Linked DNA regions of Homo sapiens: region 2 is linked to region 1. A link is a contact called in ENCODE Hi-C or POLR2A ChIA-PET data. All regions are on one chromosome and are shown on one strand. Each heading gives the region's core, a stretch centred on a gene start or an enhancer-like site at or near the end of the contact. The rest is flanking DNA. Distances are from core to core; before and after follow the strand shown. Region 1 has its middle 19 kb from the start of RFPL1. Region 2 holds the start of NF2 (NF2, moesin-ezrin-radixin like (MERLIN) tumor suppressor).

The links. A loop is a pair of places that touch in the nucleus more often than their neighbours do. ChIA-PET counts read pairs that join two places held with the same protein, here RNA polymerase II (POLR2A). Pooled maps may share reads with other maps.
Region 2: a loop to region 1 is called in a pooled map, with 2.8 times the contacts of the local background. The contact joins the promoter of NF2 here to the enhancer-like site in region 1. A Hi-C loop is called at or near these places in 6 of 37 single-sample maps with no recorded cell type and 7 of 50 pooled maps. POLR2A ChIA-PET finds 5 or more read pairs at or near these places in 1 of 52 experiments (activated CD4-positive, alpha-beta T cell).

Annotation. Positions count from the first base shown.
Region 1 is chr22:29,416,392-29,422,433 of GRCh38, forward strand. It overlaps a transcript of RFPL1 not described here. Among named protein-coding and RNA genes, the nearest start is that of RFPL1, 19 kb to the right of the region's middle. Within about 2 kb of position 3,765, at least 2 of the 41 ENCODE cell types and tissues checked have a DNase peak (open chromatin) inside an H3K27ac peak, as active enhancers do.
Region 2 is chr22:29,601,459-29,607,500 of GRCh38, forward strand. NF2 (NF2, moesin-ezrin-radixin like (MERLIN) tumor suppressor) reads left to right here and starts at 2,175. Exons shown (of 16, transcript NM_000268.4): 1 at 2,175-2,654. The coding sequence starts at 2,541. RefSeq lists enhancers at 1,561-1,690, 4,898-5,419 and a silencer at 1,941-2,520.

The DNA of each region.
Region 1 (6,042 bases), core at 2,515-5,014:
GTTTTTGTATGAGCCTGTGTCACAGCACTTGATGTTTAGCAGAGAGACCCAGCTGACCGTCCTAAAGAAAGATGCAACTGAAACTCACTTCCCAGGGCCTTTATAACTGAATGAGACAACATACTTAGGTATCTGGTCCTTGATATCTGGGAGATGCTGAGTAAATGAAAATGATCCTTTCTCCCTCTCTGATACTTAATGTGGCCCCTTACTTTGGGCTGCTGGTTCTGGAGGGTCGCAGGGAAGCAGGATGGCTCACGCTGCTTTCTCCACAAGCTCTGGCACCCAGTAAGAACCAGCACAGCATGCATGGAGCACACACCATACACCAAGCTTGGTGCTAAGAGCTTTACATGCTTGATCTCATTTAACTGCCCTTAGAAGTCAGGGGATGATCCCCATTTCAGAGAATACTGAGGTTCATAAATGTCAAATAACCTGCCTGGAGGAGCCAGGTCTGAGAACAAGGTCCATGCTCATGACCACTGGGTGGAACCCTTCTCAACATGGTACCCGTGGTCCCAGAGTCACAGGCCTTCTCAAGATGTGAAATTTGGTTAGAGATCAATTTTCTATCTCTGGAATCATCATATCCCCTCTCAATTCTTATGTATTTACAGTCAAGGACGTGTCAACATAGAGACTTAGGAGGACAAAGTGAACTTCCTGATCCCCAACAGGCAGATCCCCAAAAGCCAAAATGTATGTGTCACCTTGGAAGATGACGCACCAGGAAGAATGGGGAGGAGGGAGGAGGAAAAACTGCTGATGAGGCCGACTCGCTCTTTGGGGCTTATCATATCAGCAAAGCCAGCTCTTTTGAGATGGAAGAACAAAGATGTTTCTCCTCTGTGAGGAGGTGACAGTGGTGTTCTGGGTGAAGGAGAGCAGCTTTGTCCTGGAAGGAATCTGACTTGGAAGGAGGCCCAGTTGTCCAGCAGGTACCTGTTCCCTTTCTGCTCTGGCTTCCAAAGGGCTCTCTGCAGAGCCCCTTCCCGGAGCTGCTGGCAGGAGGTCCTTTGCTTGGGGGGTGATCCATGGGGACGTCTGGAGCAGTGGGAGCCTATCTTGGGACCTGGATGGGAGCTGCTCCACCTCAGCACCCAGGTTATGAGGCACAGGGCTGGGCACCACGAGGGCATGGGTGAAAGTGGCCTGGATTTGGATTTCAGAAGAACTGGGCTTGAGTCCTAGTTCTGCCATAAACCATGTGACTCTTAGGCAGTCACTTTATGTTTTTATTTCTTTGGCAGTAAAACTGTCATTACCTACAATATGGGAATTGTAAGGAACTACTGAGAAAACAAATCTCAAAATGTTCTGTGCAGACTCTCAAATACTGTGCAAATATCAAGCTGTTTTAAAATCCAGTCTCTGCCTTTGAGATTTTACAATCTGGTGAGCAGGTAAACACAAGTACACATAACAAGAGAACAGTCTCCATTTAGTGCTGGGTGATGGGAACAGAGGCAAATGCTTTGAGTTTGGGGTAGTGAGCTGGGGTGATGAGGGAAGGCAGGAATGCGGGGAAGGCAGACCTTGAATGGTTTTTTTTTTTTTTTTTTTGAGAGGGAGTCTCGCTCTGTCATCCAGGCTGGAGTGCAGGCTCAGCTCACTGCAGCCTCTGCCTCCTGGGTTCCAGCAATTCTCTGTCTCAGCCTCCTGAGCAGCTGAAATTACATGTGCCCGCCACCATACCCAGCTAATTTTTGTATTTTTAGTAGAGATGGGGTTTCACCATCTTGGCCAGGTGGTCTTGAACTCCTGACCTTGTGATCCACCCTCCTCGGCCTCCCAAAGTGCTAGGATTACAGGTGTGAGCCACCGCACCCAGCCTCGAATGGGTTTTCAAAGATGGGAAGACAAGCTGGGTCACTGGGCGCTCCCACAGGGGAAGCATGAGCCAAGGTGCGGCAGCCGCTCTACACACGACCTGCTTTAGCTATCGGGTGCGATAGAGGCTGCACACCGGTGACAAATTAGAGAAATCCAATCTGCACATGTATTTTACTTGCACCACACAGTGTTTGTTTAATATCATCTGGCCACTTAAGACAGGGAGATTTAAAATGAAAAATCCAGATTTCCCATTCTTCTTCGTCTTCTTTTTTTTTTTTTTTTTTTTTGAGACTGAGTCTCGCTCTGTCACCTGGGCTGGACTGCAGTGGCACAATCTCAGCTGAATGCACCCTCTGTCTCCCAGGTTCAAGCAATTCTCCTGCCTCAGCCTCCCGAGTAGCTGAGATTACAGGCATGTGCCACCATGCCCGGCTAATTTTTGTATTTTTAGTAGAGACAGGATATCACCACATTGGCCAGGCTGGTGTCGAACTCCTGACCTCGAGATCCGCCCACCTGGGCCTCCCCAAGTGCTAGGATTACAGGTGTGAGCCACTGCGCCTGGCCCAGATTTCCCATTCTTTTTAAAAACCAGAAGACCTGGCCACACTGGGTCCTCTTCCCCAGCCAGTACTGATCCTCTGGAGTTTCTGAGAGGGTTCATGCCACACCCACTCCATCACCTGCTGCCTTTCCCACCTACTCCAGTTAACTCACTCCATCACCACCTGACCTGTCAGTGTCTGGGCTCGTGATTCCTGTGTAAACAAAACCTTCTATTGGGAAGAAAGTTTTATGAAGGGAGCTGTATGAGGGGAGACATGGGTCCCTAGACACCCTAAAGGAGAGACTGAAGTGGACCCAAGCTATAAACCCTCCCCTGTCAGCCAGCTTCCAGCTGCCACCAGGCCTACTCCTACACACCTGACATCTTTGCCCACGGTCATCGATGCAATCACTTTCTTCACTGCCTCCTTCTTCTTCTCCTTCTTGTCACTGTTGAGCTCTGCCTTCAGCTCGAAGATCTCCCCTAAGGAAAGGAGGCAAGCATGAGTGATCCCTCCCTACCCTGGCAGGGGACAATTCCCAGTATCTAACTTCCAAAAGAACCGGAGGGAGGCACGTAAGACATCCTATGCTGTTGGCTGAGGGAAGCTTCAGGCGCCTGGCCTCAGGTGGGCCAGGCAACAGTGAGGGATGACTGTTAGGACAGGAATTAACAAGATGGAAACTTGTAGGCCGGGTGCAGTCGCTCACACCTGTAATCCCAGCACTTTAAGAGGCTGAGGATCAGCTGGGCACGGTGGCTCATGTCTGTAATCCCAGCGCTTTGGGAGGTCGAGGGAGGCAGATCACGAGGCCAGGAGATCAAGACCATCCTGGCCAACGTAGTGAAACCTCGTTTCTAATAAAATACAAAAAATCAGCGCGATTTTTTGGTGCAAGCCTGTAATCCCAGCTACTCGGGAGGCTGAGGCTGGAGGATTGTTTGAGGCCAGAGGTCGAGGCTGCCATGAGCCATGACACCACTACACTCCAGCCTGGGTGACACAAAGTGAGATCCTCTCTCCAAAAAAAAAAAAAAAGAAAAGAAAAAAAAAGAAACTTAGAGGCCACTCTGGATTGAAGCAACAGGAACCATGGAAGCTACAAAGGTTCTGAGGAAGACAAAAGCATCAAAAACATGATGGCAGGCTCTGCTCAGCCAGGGAGCTAAAAACCCAGTGGAAGGCAAAGCTGTCCTCAGCTACCCTCACTCAACAAAAGACCCTTAAAAGGCTCAGTGCAATAGAACCTGAGTACTTAAGGCTTGCGGGGTGAGAGCAGGATTTGTGGATTCCCACATGGAGGCCTTTCCTGTTTTCCTCAAACCTCTAAGACAGCTTGCTCAGGATTTCACTTCCTGAGACACAAGTGGTTGCTCAGCTCTGAAAATGGGAATTCAGCTGCTCCATGAGAGCTCAAGCATGAAATCAATTGTTCTGAAGAACTTCATGATGTGAGAAAAACAAATGAGGAAGTAGGGTTGTCTGGTCCTGCCATGGACAGATAGTCAGGACCCTGATAACAGGTTAGGAGGGCAGATGTCATTTCCTGACCCCTTCTCTCTCTTTTTTTGAGATGGAGTCTCGCTCTGTCACCCAGGCTGGAGTGCAGTGGCCCCATCTCAGCTCACTGCAACTTCTGCCTCCCGGGTTCCAGCAATTCTCCTGCCTCAGCATACCGGGTAGCAGGGACTACAGGCACGTGCCGTCATGCCTGGCTAATTTTTGTATTTTTAGTAGAGATGGGGTTTCACCATGTTGGCCAGGCTGGTCTTGAAATCCTGACTTCGTGGTCTGCCCTCCTCAGCCTCCCAAAGCCTTGGGATTACAGGCATGAGCCACTGCAGATGGTTTTTTGCTTTTTTTTTTTTTTTTTTTTTTTTGAGACGAAGTCTCACTCTGTCTCCCGGGCTGGAGTGCAACGGTGCGATCTCGGCTCACCACAACTTCCACATCCCGGGTTCAAGCAATTCTCCTGCCTCAACCTCCCAGATAGCTGGAACTACAGGCGGGCACCATCATACCCTCCTAATTTTTGTATTTTTAGTAGAGACGGGGTTTCACCACGTTGGCCTGGGTGGTCTTAAACTCCTGACCTCAGGTGATCCACCTGCCTTGGCCTCCCAAAGTGCTGGGATTACAGGCGTGATCCACCGTGCCCAGCCCCCCTGAGCCCTTCTCTAAGCCCAGTCCCATACTAACTTGTTCCCACACATTTTCTTATTTCATCCTCACAACTCTGCATTTCCCTCCATTTCGCAGTGAGCAAATGGAGGCTGTGAGAGGCTCAGTAACGTAAACCCAATGCCAGCAGGTGGTAGGACTGAAACTCAAAACCAGGTCTGCTAGCTCCAAAGCCCATGCTCTCAATCCCTATGCTTGGGCCTACCCAAGATACTCACTTTGCTTTCCTAAACCTGTTTCCTTGTCTCTTTGGCTGGAGCATTGAACCCAGGCATGTCTGTCCACACATCTCTCTTCCCAAAAGAAATCCACTAAAAAACCCCAACCCCAAAATAAAAAAATTAGCTCGGCATAGTGGCACGTGCCTGTAGTCCCAGCTACTTGGGAGAATTGCTTGAACCCAGGAGGCTGCAGTGAGCAGAGATCTTCCCATTGCACTCCAGCCTGGGTGACAGAGACTCTGTCTCAAAAAAAACAAACAAACAACAAAACCCACCCCTGGGACTCCAATACACTCAGCACTACGTTCACCCTGTGGCTCACTAAGCCCCACAAGACTGATCCCTGTGTACCTCTCCAATTGCTTTCTCTCTTTTTTCAATTAGTTGCCCAGGCTAGACTCGAACTCCTGGGCTCAAGCAAGTAATCCTCCCACCCAAGCCACCACCTGGGGCGCCACTGTGCCTGGCTCTAACCTCTTCTTGTATCACCCTCCTCGGTAGCTCATGCCCACTACCTTCCTTTCCCCAAATGTGTCACAGGCACAGCACTCACTCCTTCCCCTTCCTATCCCCCATCGATCTGGCCAGCTCCACCCAGAGCTCTCCCACAGTCCCCCCTGGACCCAGTACACTTCAGTGTGGTTACTACTCTACAGACTGTCTTCCCTGCTCAACCTTGAGCAACACCAGGTCAGAGGCTCTGTTTCTCTTCCACTGCACATGGTAGGTTCTCAGTAAAAACCAGCTAGACCAATACATGAAATGCCTGATAAGGGGCAGACTTCGGGTCCTGGATCAGCTGATCCAACAACAGACTCTTTTCATCTGGTCGGCAGGCATGTGTCAGTATCACTTGGAAGGAAGGAGGGAGGAAGGAAGGGCTGGCCAGAAAGATGCTTACAGGGTCAAAGCACATTTGTCAGCTACGACAACATCCTCCATTTCCTTAAAAGCAGAAACAACCAAAATATCCAACGATATAAGCCTAGCTTAGCAAATTTCAGTGTAGCTACTCAATAGACTCAATCCAAGGTGGGTGGATCACTTGAGGTCAGGAGTTTGAGACCAGCCTGGCCAACATGGTGAAACCCCATCTCTACTAAAAATACAAAAAACTGCCAGGTGCAGTGGCTCACACCTGTAATCCTAGCACTTTGGGAGGCTGAGGCTGGTGGATCACCTGAGGTTGGGAGTTTGAGACCAGCCTGACAAGTATGGAGAAACGCCATCTCTACCAAAAATACAAAATTAGC
Region 2 (6,042 bases), core at 925-3,424, 180 kb after region 1:
TTACAGGCGTGAGCCACTGGGCCCGGCCCGGTGTCACGTATTTTTATCAGCAGCCATTTGTTGTCCCTGTGGGGAGCCCAGAAAACCCAGCCCGGTTCTCCCACCTGCGGGGAAGAAATGAAGCAATGATAATGAAGACACTCCCATGCCAAGCCCATACTGCCCTGAGCAATCAGTTTTGGTGGGGAGAATTTGCTAGCAGAAGGCAGGACATAAAGTCCCCACAGCAGCCTCACTGGGTGTGGCAGCAAATCATTCCTGAGGCCTGGCCGGTGCTACCAGGCACAGCAGGGGTCCGTGCAGAAGAACTAGATTTATTCCATTAATATACCGTTACAGCAACAATGTCTGCTGAGTACTCCGGAACTGTAATTCACATTTCCTGAGGCTGTAGTAGGGAGAATTTGGAAGCAGGGCAGCACAGTGCTAACCAGCAGGCTCTGGGTGGGACAGACCTGGGTTTGAGTCCTAGCTTTGCCTTTCACTATCTGCATTATAGTCAGCGAGTGGCTCTATCATATCTCTCAGTATCTTCACCTGTGGAGTTGGGGGGGTGATGCTAATGTTAGCTAACATTTATGGGGTGATTATTGTTGTTAAAACTCAGTACACCGGGCGCGGTGGCTCACGCCTGTAATCCCAGCACTTTGGGAGGCCAAGGTGGGCAGATCACCTGAGGTCAGAAGTTTGAGACCAGCCTGGCTAACATGGTGAAACCCCGTCCCTACTAAAAATACAAAAATTAGCCGGGCGTGGTGGCGGGTGCCTGTAATCCCAACTACTGGGGAGGCTGAGGCAGGAGAATTGCTTGAACCCGGGAGGCGGAGGTTGCAGAGAGCCGAGACCGCCCCATTGTACTCCAGCCTGGGCAACAAGAGCGAAACTCTGTCTCAAAACAAAAAACAAACGAAAAAACACAGTAAATTGTCCCTATTTGACTACTAAGAGCTATTTTAAAATAGAATTTATTATCTAAGTACAGAAAGGTGTAATTATCCCCCCTACACCCGTTAGAACCCTTGATGACACTAAATAAATAATACATGAATACGGTTCAAAAATGGGCATCATAGAGTATAAAATAAAGAATGCTTTCATTTTCAACCCAAATTCAGCAATTTCATAGGATGCCAGGCTCAGCTCTAAAGCCTTATATGTATTCAGTGCGCTGAAATTCAACAACCTCACGAGGTAGGTATAACCAATAATAATTCTAGGCGGGGCGTGGTGGCTCACGCCTGTAATCCTAGCACTTCGGGAGGCCGAGGCGGGCGGATCACCTGAGGTTCGAGACCAGCCTGACGAACATGGAGAAACCCCGTCTCTAATAAAAATACAAAATTAGCCGGGCGTGGTGACGCATACCTGTAATCCCAGCTACTCGGGAGGCTGACGCCGGAAAATCGCTTGAACCCGGGAGGCGGAGGTTGCAGTGAGCCGAGATCGCGCCACTGCACTCCAGCCTGGGCAACAAGAGCGAAACTCCGTCCCAATAATAATAATAATTAATAATAATAATAATAACAATAATAATAATAATTCTAAAGGGAAGCAGAGGGATCTGGCGGGAAAGTGCCAGCAAACCTAACAGGCCTCCACAAGTGTCTTTAAAGTTTCATAGGGGTCGGTATATGTGATTAACTGCCAAAGAAGAATATTCGCCGTGTGTCCGAAACGCAGTCCCCTGGGGCGCCACACTCGGAGCCTACTTGAACCGAAGAGTCCCTCCCTGGGCCAACGAAGGACCCAATTCCCCTCGCCCCGGATCCAGCCTCTAAGTGGTTTCCCGGGTAAGGTCAGCAGAGGTCCGCCGCCTCAACCAGTCTTGTTAGAGTAGGCACAAAAGCATTCAGAGTGACTGCCACTGTAGCCACTCAACGCCGAGCCTAGGCCTGCTTTTTTTGCAGTTAGAGTGAAACTTTCCATTGGTGGAGTCACCCCAAAGGAGGCGGGACGGAGCGGGAAAGTCCTGCCTACCTTGGCCTTCCCAGCCAATCGCAGCATCTATGCGTCAGCCTCCGGTTCGGTTGCGCTGCGCGTAGTGGTCTGGGCGACCTGAGGGCGGGGCCGGGAGCAGGCCCCGGGCTGTGGGGAGGGTGCGCTTCCCGCGGGCGCGCGGAGTGAGGACGGTGACAGCCACGCGCGCGCGTACGCGCCCGATGCAGCGCGGCCCCGTGACCCTAGTCGGCCGCTGAGAGGCGCGCGGAGTCTGGGCCGCTGCCGTCTAGGGGTCCCGTCCCGAGGCGTCCCCGGCATCTCCGGCCCGAATCCCGGAGTGCCGGGTCGCGCCTGCACCGAAGGTCCCGGCTCCTGTGCCCTCCCTGCAGCCGTCAGGGCCCGTCCCCCAACTCCCCTTTCCGCTCAGGCAGGGTCCTCGCGGCCCATGCTGGCCGCTGGGGACCCGCGCAGCCCAGACCGTTCCCGGGCCGGGCAGCCGGCCACCATGGTGGCCCTGAGGCCTGTGCAGCAACTCCAGGGGGGCTAAAGGGCTCAGAGTGCAGGCCGTGGGGCGCGAGGGTCCCGGGCCTGAGCCCCGCGCCATGGCCGGGGCCATCGCTTCCCGCATGAGCTTCAGCTCTCTCAAGAGGAAGCAACCCAAGACGTTCACCGTGAGGATCGTCACCATGGACGCCGAGATGGAGTTCAATTGCGAGGTAACCGGCCGGCAGCCCCGACTGCTGCGGTGACAGTCGAGGTGGAAGCTCGAGAGGTTCTCTTTATATCATCTTATGGGTGTAGCTAGAGACGGGCAGAACCGGAAGGGCCAACTAGGCCCAAAACCTCATGTTAAAGATGATTGCTGCTTTTTTTCATAGGACTTTTGGGTTTTGGCATTTCCTGAAGGTTATTTTCATTCATTGTTATTGGAAGAAGCTGGATGCTCCTGTGATAGAAAATTCAGGATTTCAGTGTCAGGCTTAAGTTAGGCTTACGCTTAAAAGCTTGAAAGTTTATTCTTTCATTAGGTAATATTGTTATGTACCCAGGTATTAGAAGTTGCGTCTTGTTTATTGGAAAGCCAATACTTGTTTCCCTTTTCTAAAGCTTGCATATTCTGGGAAAAAAAACCCTTTGAAGAACGATATAACATCTCATACTTACTTTCCACATAGTTTCCAACATGATGATAACAGCTATCAATTGTTCAGTATTTTCAAAGTGCTAGACATTTGCACATTTAATCCTCAGAACAAACCCATTTATCTAGTAAATGGCAAGGTGGGGTTTTGAACCAAGCTCACAGCCCGTACAGTACTGCTTCTCAAGTAATTTAAGTTCTTGCTGCTAAAAGTGTGGTTTGTGGACCAGCAGCATTGGCAGCAGTAAGCAAGGGTTGGCATGCTTTTTCTGTACAGGACCACATAGTAAATATTTTCAACTTTGTAGACTAGAGAATCTCTGTTGGAGTTATTCAACTCTTCAACTCTACCATTGTAACACAAAAGCAGCCTTAGATAAGATCAGCTTCCAGCATGACAGCTTAAGGAACCCATTCCTCTGTAAAACTGGTGAAAATTCTTTTTTGTTTTGTTTCGTTTTGAGACAGAATCTCACTCTGTCACCGAGGCTGGCATGCAGTAGTGTGATCATGGCTTACTGCAACCCTGACCAACCTCCCTGGCTCAATCAGTCCTCCTGCCTCAGCCTCTCGAGTAGCTGGGACCACAGGCGTGTGCCACCACACCTGGCTAATTTTTTTTTTTTTTTTTTTTTTGAGACGGAGTCTCGCTCTGTCACCCAGAGTGCACCGGGCTAGAGTGCAATGGCGCGATCTTGTCTCACTGCCACCTCCACTTCCAGGTTCAAGTGATTCTCCTGCTTCAGCCTTCCAGGTAGCTGGGATTACAGGCGTGCGCCACCTCGTCTGGCTAATTTTTCTATTTTTAGTAGAGACAGGGTTTCACCATATTGGGCAGGCTGATCTCGAACTCCTGACCTCGTGACCAGCCGACCTGGGCCTCCCAAAGTGGTGGGAAAGTGGTGCGATTACAGATGTGAGCCACCCCGCCCAGCCTCACCTAGCTAATTTTTGTAAAGACAGGGTTTTGCCATGTTGCCCAGGCTGATCTTGAACTCCTGAGCTCAAGCAATCCACTCGCCTTGGCCTCCCAAAGTGATGGGATTACAGATGCAGCCACCACGCCTGGCCCAAAAATTCTTTTTTTAAAATCAACTATTTAAACCCTCCGGCAATGGTCCTGAGGGCAAACAACAAATGAAAAAACACCTATTCAAGAAAATCTACAAATTCGGTAAGAAAGATGAGAGGGTATGGTATTTGAACCAAGATCATTCCCTCCTTACTCACTCCTAGCTTAGTGAGGTGGAGCTTCTACTCCAGACTATTGCAAACTGTAATACCGGGCACTGCTCCCCCAGCTCCCAATCAAATGCTTTCTTCCCAGGAAAAGCAGGACATCAGCATTTCTCATCCTACCTAGAGCTACTTGTTGCTGAGGTTAAAACCTGTGTGAGTGCAATTGAAAGTTGGAGCTCTCTTTTTTTTTCTTTTGAGACGGAGTTTTGCTCTTGTTGCTCAAACTGGAGTGCAATGGTGTGATCTCGCCTCACCGCAGCCTCTGCTTCCCGGGTTCAAGCGATTCTCCCACATCAGCCTCCCAAGTAGCTGGGATTGCAGGCTTGCGCCACCATGTCTGGCTAATTTTGTATTTTTAGTAGAGGCAGGGTTTCTCCATGTTGGTCAGGCTGGTCTTGAACTCCCTACCTCAGGTGATCCACCTGCCTCGGCCTCCCAAAGTGTTGGGATTATAGGCGTGAGCCACTGTGCCCTGCGAAAAGTTGGAGCTCCCTTCTTCCACCTAGTCCCTACTTGTGGAACAGGACTGTACCTTGGACATGACATACTGAAATTACTGGTGCCCCAATTGCTCATCCCCCAGTTCTTGCAGGCTGAGCCTCAGGTTATTGCGGTCCCCTGCCTCCTTCCACCAAGTGCTCAGTTCCTAGAGTGAGGGTATTTCTCAGAGAGAATCTTTCCAGGGTCCTTCCCCACAGCTCCAGAGCCTTGGCTCCGGGATTTTGCCTCAGGAGAGAAGCAGGCCCTAAAACAGATAGCTCCTAATCTCTTTCCAATGGCAGTGACTTCATTTGCAACACAGTGTGGAGAAATTCATGCCTAAGGGCAATCTGGAGATGTGAAGGTTTTGGTAAGAGGCAACTGGGAGATCTGCGGATTTAATGGAGATGCAGCCTAGACTGTAGGCCTCCTGGTTTGCTGGAAAGAATTGGGGAATAAGACAGCTGGAAGAAGCCATTCTAGGATCAGAAGAAGGATCAAACATTGACCGCAGCATGGTGGCTCACGCCTGTAATCCCAGCACTTTGGGAGGCTGAGGCAGGCAGATCATCTGAGGTCGGGAGTTTGAGACCAGCTTGACCAATATGGTGAACCCCATCTCTACTAAAAATACAAAAATTAGCTGGGCATGGGGGCATACACTTGTAATCCCAGCTACTTGGGAGGCTGAAGCAGGAAAATCACGTGAACTGGGAGGTGGAAGTTGCAGTGAGCCAAGATCACGCCACTGCACTCCAGCCTGGGTGACAGTGAAGCTCTGTCCTGTCACAAAACAAAACATTGACCACAGACCTCTGAGGTGGTGGATGTCCCTCCTGTCCTGGTTGTATCATTATACATTGTATATTAATGTATCGAAATACTACAGGTACCCCCAACATGTGTACAACTATTATGAATCAATAAAAAACAATTTGAAAAGTAAGGTATGTGGCAGAGGTGGAAAAAAATGCTTTCCTCCAAACAGCCACAATTTGATTGTATCAGTTTGTAGAGTAAGAGCAAGTTATGCCTCAGTGTGTTGTTGAAAATAATAGAACAATATGCCACAATTAGTGGAGCTTCATAGCTGGGTGTGGTCAAGGAGAGAATAGAAGAGAACCCTACCAAAACCACTGTCATCCCAGGGTGACTGTGAGCATACCCAAAGCTGCACCTCCCTGAAGAGCAATATCATAGGCCTTAACACTTTTCAGGGGAAATGGATTTCACTCAAATAATCC